Regions from separate parts of the Homo sapiens genome. Here all the other regions are linked to region 1. Evidence: chromatin contacts called from ENCODE Hi-C or POLR2A ChIA-PET data. All regions are on one chromosome and are shown on one strand. The core of a region is the stretch at or near the end of the contact, and the rest is flanking DNA. Distances in the headings are between cores, read along the strand shown.

Region 1 (2,935 bases), core at 200-2,699:
ACTCTCCAGTTTTTTCCTGGAGGCGTATCGTTTGCTGTTTAGTTATTGCCATGTGCCCTACAATAATTTTCATGTCCTGGATTTATTTCTCCTAAAGAAAAATCTGAAAGACCTGTACTAAATCCAAGAAGCTCCTCGCTAAACCAATTAAGCATTTGATTCTGTCTTCAGCCTGTTTATCTAGCAGTATCATCTGTAAAGTCAGTTATGTGCATGTAGCAAATCAAGTTCACAAGGCTTGAAGTGAGTTCATCTCAGCTCAGAAATTCATTGAACAGCAGTGTGAACATCCATGTGTCACTTTTTTCACACTAACTCTCATGAATAAGACATATACTCCCTCAGGAACCCGTGGTTTTCCTAATGAATTGGAGTCACCTATGTGTACTGTATTTGTGACATGCACATTTGCAGTTGAGGTCCACAGGAAGGACACCATTTCCTGGATCAAACCGCAGAGTGCAAATATTGTGCCCTAAATAACACACTAGTTACTGTAAATGTCAGTAGAGGGAGTTTTTCTGGCTATGATTTAATGAAAGCCTACAGCAAAGCCAGCTGTTAGCACTTCTTAACTGCTTGTCAGAGCAACCAGGGGAGATAGGGAGGACCAAAAACACTTTTTCTCTACACTTTTGTTTTAAAATTAAAGTAGTTTTCAACAGGTGTTGAATAGGGACACTGGGGACCCTATACTACTTGACATTATTTAGTTGGTGAATTTAGAAGTTCTCCTCCAGGAGGGTTACTTGGATCTAGAATTACATAAGGAGACTGTGTAAAATTTGTTTGGAAGTTTGTATATTGAATCCTCTCACCTGCAAAAGAAGCATTTTTGTGTTCTCAGCTCCCCATGAGGAATAATTTAAAAATAAAAATAAAGGAGAGAGAAGACACACCAAATGCCGATCCCTCTTTGTCACTTTGGGTATTGCCAAACTAATTGTAAGCCATGTGTGATTTGATTGATGTCATCTGCTTTTTCTGAACAAAGAAACCACTTGAAGCAAACACATAGGGAGGAAAGTATGCGACGCTCGTTTCTGTAATTTTTGTCATTTCTAGGATGCATTAGTAAATACATGTGGTTGTTAAGGGCCTTACTGCCCTTGGAAATTCCTTTGACATTTTGCTGTGTGTACACAGGGGAGATAATCTTTCAACCATAGGGAAAGTTTACAGTCTTATTATCTTGAAAAGGAGAAGAAAGTTTCTTCCTCAAGTGATTTATAACTTGAAACATGCTGTCATGTTTTGGTAAGCCCACTTTATTAATTCCATCCTTCTCTGTGGCAAATTGAAAAAAAAAATACATGTACCGTTGCAACATAGTACTTTCTCAATAGCATATTGTACTTATAATAGCATGATGGAAGTTACCGGGCTTGGGTTAGTCATATAGAATGCAGAGCCAAGTTCTGAGTAAAACCTCTAATTGAATTACCTGCAAAAGCACTGACAGACAAGCTTTCAGTACAGACAAAGCTCTGCTTTCCCCAGCAGAAATAGGTCACGTTTAAGTCTGCCTTGTAACTCTCTGTTATTGGTTTTTGCCGGCACTTTCACCTTGGGCCTCTGTTGGGCCCCTTTTCCTGCAGCAGAGGAGGAGCGGCTCTGTGAAAGCTGGAGGGCTCACACATTATCCTCTCGATTTAGAGAAAATTGATAACAGATCAAGTTAAATGGAAGAGACTTTGAAATAAAAATCCAAAGTATTTCTTCACAGATTACTCACATTCTTGCATGATTCTTTTATTGTATTGAAAAGAGAAACTCAGGATATGAAAGTAGCCTTTCTATAGCAGTGAGACCTGAAAAGTACTGTTTGTTTTAATTTGGAGGAGGAATTAGAGAAAGTTCCTGTTGTTCAAGTCAGGAAAGAATTTATTGTTCATCATTTGTATGTGAAAATGAAGAGTAATATGTTGTTGTTCTCTTCTTTCTTTCCTGCTCTCTCTCTGTGTTACCCACAGCCTCTGCAATCCCAGATAATGGAAGAAGGTCCTGTCTAAAGCTCAAAGTCTTTGTGAGACCAACAAGTAAGTTCACTAGAATGAGCTTCAGAGGGTGGCTTCACCGCGCATGCTTTATTGTGTGGTCTGGTTCACGGCGGTAAAACTTTTTTTTACTGTTAAATCTTGTGTGGTATCTGTTTTGTATATCAACATTCATATTTTAGTTTTCATCATATTTTTTCTCATTCTTCATGATGCTTTTACTTAAGTACACAGCAGTTGCTAACTTGTTGTTTCTTAGACTGTTGTACATGCAGAGCAAATGGGAACAATATTGGCATTTGGAACATGCCATTGATTGTAAGACAATCTACATAAAAAAAGAAAAAAAGGAGAGAAAGAAAAAAGAAAGAAATGGGAGTTTAAGGGTGTCTTCACTAACATATTTGGCTGTTATCTCTATTTTTGTTATAGATAGCTGTATGAAAACTATAGGTGTTCATGATCGTGTTTTCGATGTTAACGACAAAGTAGAAAATTCATTAGAACCAGCAGGTTAGTATGCTTAGAGAATCTCTTTTAACAAATGCATCTATTTCTCTGGTGCTTCCGTATTTTTTTCCTTTCTTCTTCTCTGCATGTTTGCATGTTATAGTTGTTGTTCTGCTTTTGCTCATTGCTAGCGATGCTAATATGACTTATATTCTACCTCATTCCTCCAGTATCTTTGTGCAATGCATGTTAGGTAAAATAAAATTTTCTTTTTTGGAATGGGTTTGAGCTAATGCAGTATCCTAATATAGAAGCCCCATCGGAATGCTAAAATCTCACTGCCTTTTACCATATCCTCAGAGCATGCTGGTGAATCACTGTGAATATTAAAGGATCTGTTTTCATGTAAGACACAAAACATTTCTATGTATATGTTCATAAAATTTTATTTTTTATGTCCAAATCTGTAGATAAAAGTAATAAGACTA
Region 2 (2,935 bases), core at 267-2,766, 420 kb before region 1:
TTCGGATTAGGCCGCGTGTGGTGGGTCATGCCTAATTCCAACACTTTGGGAGGCTGAGGTGGGTGGATCACTTGAGACCAGGAGTTCGAGACCAGCCTGGTCAACATGGAGAAACCCCTTCTCTACTAAAAATACAAAAATTAGCCAGGCTTGACGGCAGGTGCCTATTGTCCCAACTACATGGGAGGCTGAGGCACAAGAATCGCTTGAACCTGGGAGGCAGAGGTTGCAGTGAGCCAACATAGTGCACTGCACTCCAGCCTGGTGATGGAGTGAGACTCTGTCTCAATAAATAAATAAAAATAAACTTTCAGAATAGCCTATGTGAGGAGAACCAAGAAGGGGTGAGTTCTTTAGGTGACAACTGAGATCTGAAATTTCAGCATTAGCTTGTGGTTACTGCACACTTTGTTCAATGGTTTCATTTTCTCATGTCTAAGTCCTCTTCCCCAAGCCGCATGCCCACTCCAGCATGCTTGAGCAGGTCCCCGCCTCCCACACTATACCTGCTATGCCAGGGGGACCTGTCCACTGTTTCTTAGACCTGTGGGAACGTGGGCATCTTCTTGCCTGAACTCCTGCTATTCCTACAGCCTAGATTGTCCTGTGTCCTCTCTGTAGACTTCCACGACTCTCTACCCCAAAAGCAAAATTGACCTTTCCACCTTCTATAACATCTACTGGCCTTCTACTTGTCTGGGCTGATCAAGGCTGGGGATAACTCTGCATTCCCTGTGCCTAGCACATAGTGGGCACTCAATAAGTTCCTGTGAAATTGACTTGACTCTCTCTGCCCATACCTGCAGCTATAATACCCTATCAGCTAGAGCTTCTTCTTTCATGAAAACCAACAATATTTAGAAACAAAGCACCATTTCTGTTTTGTTATCTTCTTATCATGTATTGGCTTCCAAATCTTTAATTGTTTCCTGTATTTTCTTTATCCTAAATCCTACCCTCATTTGAACTCTGAACACATTGTTGGAACTTTGTAAAAGTTAATAATAATACATTTCATCCTATATTTATTTGTCCAAAACTATTTTCGAATATGTACATATATAGTTAGAAGCATCACGGAGTCCCACAGATATTTATAATGTTTGACTCACTCCAGAAAGATTCCTGGGATTTTTGCTGGGTCAGCCATCTGGCCGCTGTACTGTGGGCTGCCTGGTGTCTCACTGTGGTGTCTCCCAACCTTCCATTCCCCTGTTTACTTGGGTGACAGTTTGCTTCAGTGGTCAGATCCAGCCCTCAGCCTGCTTGATCCCTTCTCCCATGGAAGTCAGTCCCTGGCTGGTTTCAGTGGGCATTGTTGAGGTGGCGGCCATATGTCAGAGGTAGGGAGTGGAGAGGAGAGAAGAAGAGAAAAGGGGAGCTCCCAGCTGCATGACTGTCAGGGGCTTCTAGTGGGGGATTCTGACAGAGTCAGGAGGTGAGAGGAGGACCAGCTGCTTAGCAGCTATTTATAAGACTGTCATATGGGGAAGTGTGTCTGGCCGGCAGAAGCGAAGGGGGGTGGCGGACTGAACTGGCTCCTTATTTAGCTTTATGACACACACGCAGCCCAACTGTGAGAACCCACTCTGTGTGGAGACACCTGGTCAAATCTGCCTCCGCCAGACGGTGGGAAAGAACATTGACATTTCTCAATGGAATTGAAAAATGGCAGTGCAATTGGGTTTTCAGTAAGAACAATAAACTTTTTTCCATCTTGCTTTCCTTCCTTGCTGAAACTCTTAGGCCTCCCATCAAATAGACTAGTGTTACCTGCAGCCACTGCCCCAGGGGTGCAGGCTTCCACCAGAGAGCCCTGCAGTGTTAACCAGGAAAGAGCAGAAGTGGAGTTAGACCCTTCTTTCAGCTGGGCAGGAGCAGTCAAAGGCTGGAGATTTCTACAAAACCAGCTAAGCCGTGGGAGACAGAGTGACTGCTGGTTTCCTGGAGTGGAGAGAGGTTAATAGTGTGGTGCATTTGGGGTCTGTATGGGGACCAATGTTATTTAATGTGTTTATTATTGATTTGGAAGAGCGAATGGATACTAAGTTAGTGAAGGCTGTGGAGGGCACTAAGTTATTTCACTTAGTAAACACCACAGAGAGTTGCGGAGAATTCAGGAAGGATTTTCCATGGAGTTAAAGAAATTAGAAATAAAAATGTCTCGTTAGATGATGTACTCTGTCCCACTGGGCCAGCAGAGAATTGTTGCCGACAAGAGAAAATATTTCCTAGAGTTTAATTCAACCTCAGTTTTTAAATGCCTTCAATGTGCTCACCTTCTTTCTGGGAATATGGAAGTTCTGTCTGTTTCCTAATGCCTGTCTCAAGTTTTTCTTTTTAAATTCCTCCTATTATGCCTCACAGTTATACCACAGGGATGGGCTCTCTTTGTGGCTTCTCAGTATTTCATTTTCTGTACAACACCATGAAGGCAGGCCATTAACATTTCTTCTAGCCAATTCTGCTCCAAAGTAGTTCTTTCATCTTTTCTTAAACTGTTTTGTCATTATTCGTTCTTCCTAGTTCCCAAATCCTGGTAGCTGCCATCAGCCCCCTTTCAGATTCAGAAAGTAGTCTGATTCCTAGACCTGGTAGATTGTCCTGATGGCCCCAAAGGGAAGAATATTATAGAAATACAGAAATAGTAGTTAGACATTTACCTATTCACATGTCTGTCCAATAACATGGCCTGTGGTTGAAGCTCAAAGTCGTAAAAATCATGTTTGTCAAGTGATCGTATTGAAAACCCATTTCCAACTTGCCATCAGGCTCATTACCAGCATTCTTGAGTTCCAAGTATTGACCCCTAGCTCTAACTATTTGTGTTTCAGCCCTACTATCCCCCAGCAAACTGTTTTGCTGCTTTCAATTTCCAGAACAGGGAGTTACAGGCTCCAGTGAAGCTGTATGGAGCATTTCTTGTTGTTTAAAA
Region 3 (2,935 bases), core at 115-2,614, 280 kb after region 1:
TCTCATGGCAGGCTCCTCCTTGGGTTTGTTTTTTAGGGCAGTTTGGTATGGCAAGGCTGAAAATGTGTAGTTGGAGAATATTGGGAGCTCTGTGGACTCCATCTTCAATTCTCCTAGGGCACTCCCAATTATAAATGTCTGTAATATATAGTTGTAATATTTTCTAAAAGAAAAGAACTTGGAGTTCAAAGATATAAAAGCAACCCTTGCTCTGTATTGACTAATTGCTTGAGCTTTAGAAAGTACTGTAACTGTTCTGGGCCTCAGTTCTCTCACCTACAGTATGAATTAGACTGGATTAGAACATTTCTAAGGTCCCCTTTGGTGGCAAGGACTTGAAATACGACTTATAGCTTGCTTATAAACATTTGCTTCATCTACATTTTTCAGCTGAGGTGCTATTTTGATTTTGTCATTTGCACTGAGTCTTTTCAGTCTTTTGATAAATGTTCCCTACATCAAAATGTCCCTAACTTCAAACAAGTTATTTTCAGTCTATTATGTAGTGATTTTCTGATTTGGTAAGGAAAAAGAAACCACGGAATTTCTATTTTCTATCTTAAACTTGTTCAGTCTTTCTTCTACTTACTCTTTCAATACTCCTAAGGGAAAAATAATTTTTTTTAAGTCTTCTGGGAGAATTTTTCATTTTTGCTAGTTGTTACATATTTTCCTGAAAGTTTTTAAAGTACTTAACTGTTAAGTGCATTTAAATTATTCCTAAACTTTTAAAGACTTTTTTAAAAGTTAAAGATTGCCTCCTTTGTGGTTAAAATTAAAAACAAGAAACAAGGGACCCTGAAAAAGAACTCATGCTATGTCACTTGTTTAGACAGTTTCAAGGCCACTGAGACTGTTACTAAAACTTCATCTTTTCTTAATGCTGTTCATCTTGCTGCTTCTTTTTTATTCTATGAAAAAAATATTTTTAAACAAATTGTCAGGAACTTTTGGATGCTAGACACAGAAGCGACTTAAATGGATTGTGTTAGTTACCCATTACTATGTCCCTGGTTGCTCTGAAACTGAGCTTCTTAAAAGGACCCACACTTTTTAATCTCAAGGTCTCTCTGGGTCAGGAATCTGAGCACAGTTTAGCTTGGCTCTCTATTTCATGGTCGCTCACAAGGTTATAGTCATGCTGTCAGCCAGGTGTCAGCAGTGTCATCTGGCGGCTAGAATGGTAAATGATCCACTACCTAAATCATTCAGTGGTTACTGGTAACATTCAGTTCCTTGGGCCACTGTTGGACCAAGTGTCTTAGTGAAATTGGGGAGCTCCCTGACTCCTTTGTGAGCAGGAACTGGAGAGGCTCATTTCACTCAGCCTGCCTCTGGCCACTCCTCACAGGAGGAAGCATGCAAATTAAGCGAGTGCAGAAACTGGAGCGAAGGAAAGCTGGAACGGCTGGCCACTTCTCTCTGGTGGGAGCAGGCCCTGTGCTGGCCCCACAGGATTGTCCAAATGTATTACAATGCTCTTTTAGCAGTTGCTGTCCACTGACGGCTAAGTGTTAACCAGAGCAGTGTAGAGTCAGGGCGAGAGCCTTTTACAGCCTGCCATCTTGGTACCCAGGTCCTTGTTCAGTGTCCAGGAAGAATCAGGTCTTGAAGGATGGTGAATGCGGAGGTTTTATTGAGTTATAAAGGTGGTTCTCATCTGAGATGGAAGCTGCCTCTGTCTGCTTTAAATTAGTTATCTTTATAGCCAGAATAAACAAATAACTCAGTTTTCTACTTTTCTAGTTTTTATGAGCTAAGTAGTTTAATAGACTGCCCAAAGGCAGTCTTATCTGCACCTATCTATAGCATGAAAGAAAAAGCTCAGTCTTTAAATTCAGGCAGATCTAGATTTGAAACTTCACCCTGATTAAATGACATTACCTATTCTCTCTGAGTTTTAGTTTCCTCATTTACAAAAATGTGACAACATCTTTCACACAGGGTGGTTATGAGCAATAAAACAATTACAGGAAAAGGTGCAATGCATGGCACGTAGTAGCAGTAAAATCAATTATGATTTTTACTACTATAATATTTATAATTTAATATTAATATATTTGTATTAATGATAGTAGTAATAATTATCACTCTTTTTACTTTCTCATTATGTTTTTTCCAAAAAATATGATTTCCTAAAAGCACAATAATACGTTATTTCATTATTTATAATTGTAACAATTGTATTTGTTTGTAGGATCAGGTATTCAAAAATATTTTTCCACTTTCTCCTGTGATTCATTTTGTGTGTCTGTTGCAATCTTATCAGCCAGAATGTAAATTTTGTAAAGCGTGCTAGACTGAATTTAATTGTTAGACATGACTCATTCTTTTCATAAAGACAATACAAATTTTCTTGCAAGATATTGACAGTGTAACTTGGTGAATCATATCGGATTAAATATTTTATTAATATTTAGTGATCACTAGCAATATTGTGTTAATATTTTATTAATATTTAGTAATTACTCTCCATGTGCTGTTTTATTGAGTTATAAAGATGGTTCTCAGTGGGATGGGGAGCTGGAAAGGGGATGGAGTGGGAAGATAATCTCCAACCATCTAGCTGCCTCTTCGACGTTCAGATGCTTCTTCTCTTCTCTCCTCTGCCGTGCCACTCTGTTCCTCTGCCAGTGGAGTTTGGGGTTTATATGGGCACAGGATAGCAGGGAGGGGTTGGCCACAAAGCAACATTCAGGTGCAAAAACAGGAATGCCTGTTCTCATTTAGGGTCATGGGTCCAGGCTTGAGGGTGGACCCCTCACCAGGGACCCTGCTCTCCTGCTTCCTGTCTGTATCATTAGTTCCTCCCTTGTATTGACCAAAGGTCATCTGAGTTCCTCACCAGGCATCTCACCCTTGTGGCAGCTGCTTTTTCACAGTATGCAAGCCAAGATGGCAATTGAGAGAGCATGCTAGTAAGACAGAAGTCACA

What was found. Hi-C counts contacts between places; a loop is a spot of excess contacts on that map. ChIA-PET counts read pairs that join two places held with the same protein, here RNA polymerase II (POLR2A). Pooled maps may share reads with other maps.
Region 2: a map of GM12878 shows a loop between it and region 1 (2.4-fold over the local background). The contact joins two enhancer-like sites. A Hi-C loop is called at or near these places in 1 of 168 maps with a recorded cell type or tissue (GM12878), 7 of 37 single-sample maps with no recorded cell type and 3 of 50 pooled maps.
Region 3: a map of Calu3 shows a loop between it and region 1 (2.8-fold over the local background). The contact joins two enhancer-like sites. A Hi-C loop is called at or near these places in 1 of 168 maps with a recorded cell type or tissue (Calu3) and 7 of 50 pooled maps. POLR2A ChIA-PET finds 5 or more read pairs at or near these places in 1 of 52 experiments (OCI-LY7).

What each region holds. Positions count from the first base shown.
Region 1 is chr5:107,386,810-107,389,744 of GRCh38, reverse strand. EFNA5 (ephrin A5) reads left to right here. Exons shown (of 5, transcript NM_001962.3): 3 at 1,974-2,039; 4 at 2,430-2,510. Among named protein-coding and RNA genes, the nearest start is that of EFNA5, 280 kb to the left of the region's middle. Within about 2 kb of position 1,449, at least 9 of the 41 ENCODE cell types and tissues checked have a DNase peak (open chromatin) inside an H3K27ac peak, as active enhancers do; they include GM12878, where a contact is called at or near this core.
Region 2 is chr5:107,811,287-107,814,221 of GRCh38, reverse strand. No RefSeq gene overlaps it. Among named protein-coding and RNA genes, the nearest start is that of EFNA5, 140 kb to the right of the region's middle. RefSeq lists enhancers at 539-738, 1,456-1,555, 1,656-1,765. Within about 2 kb of position 1,516, at least 3 of the 41 ENCODE cell types and tissues checked have a DNase peak (open chromatin) inside an H3K27ac peak, as active enhancers do; they include GM12878, where a contact is called at or near this core.
Region 3 is chr5:107,103,085-107,106,019 of GRCh38, reverse strand. No RefSeq gene overlaps it. Among named protein-coding and RNA genes, the nearest start is that of LINC01950, 94 kb to the right of the region's middle. Within about 2 kb of position 1,364, at least 2 of the 41 ENCODE cell types and tissues checked have a DNase peak (open chromatin) inside an H3K27ac peak, as active enhancers do.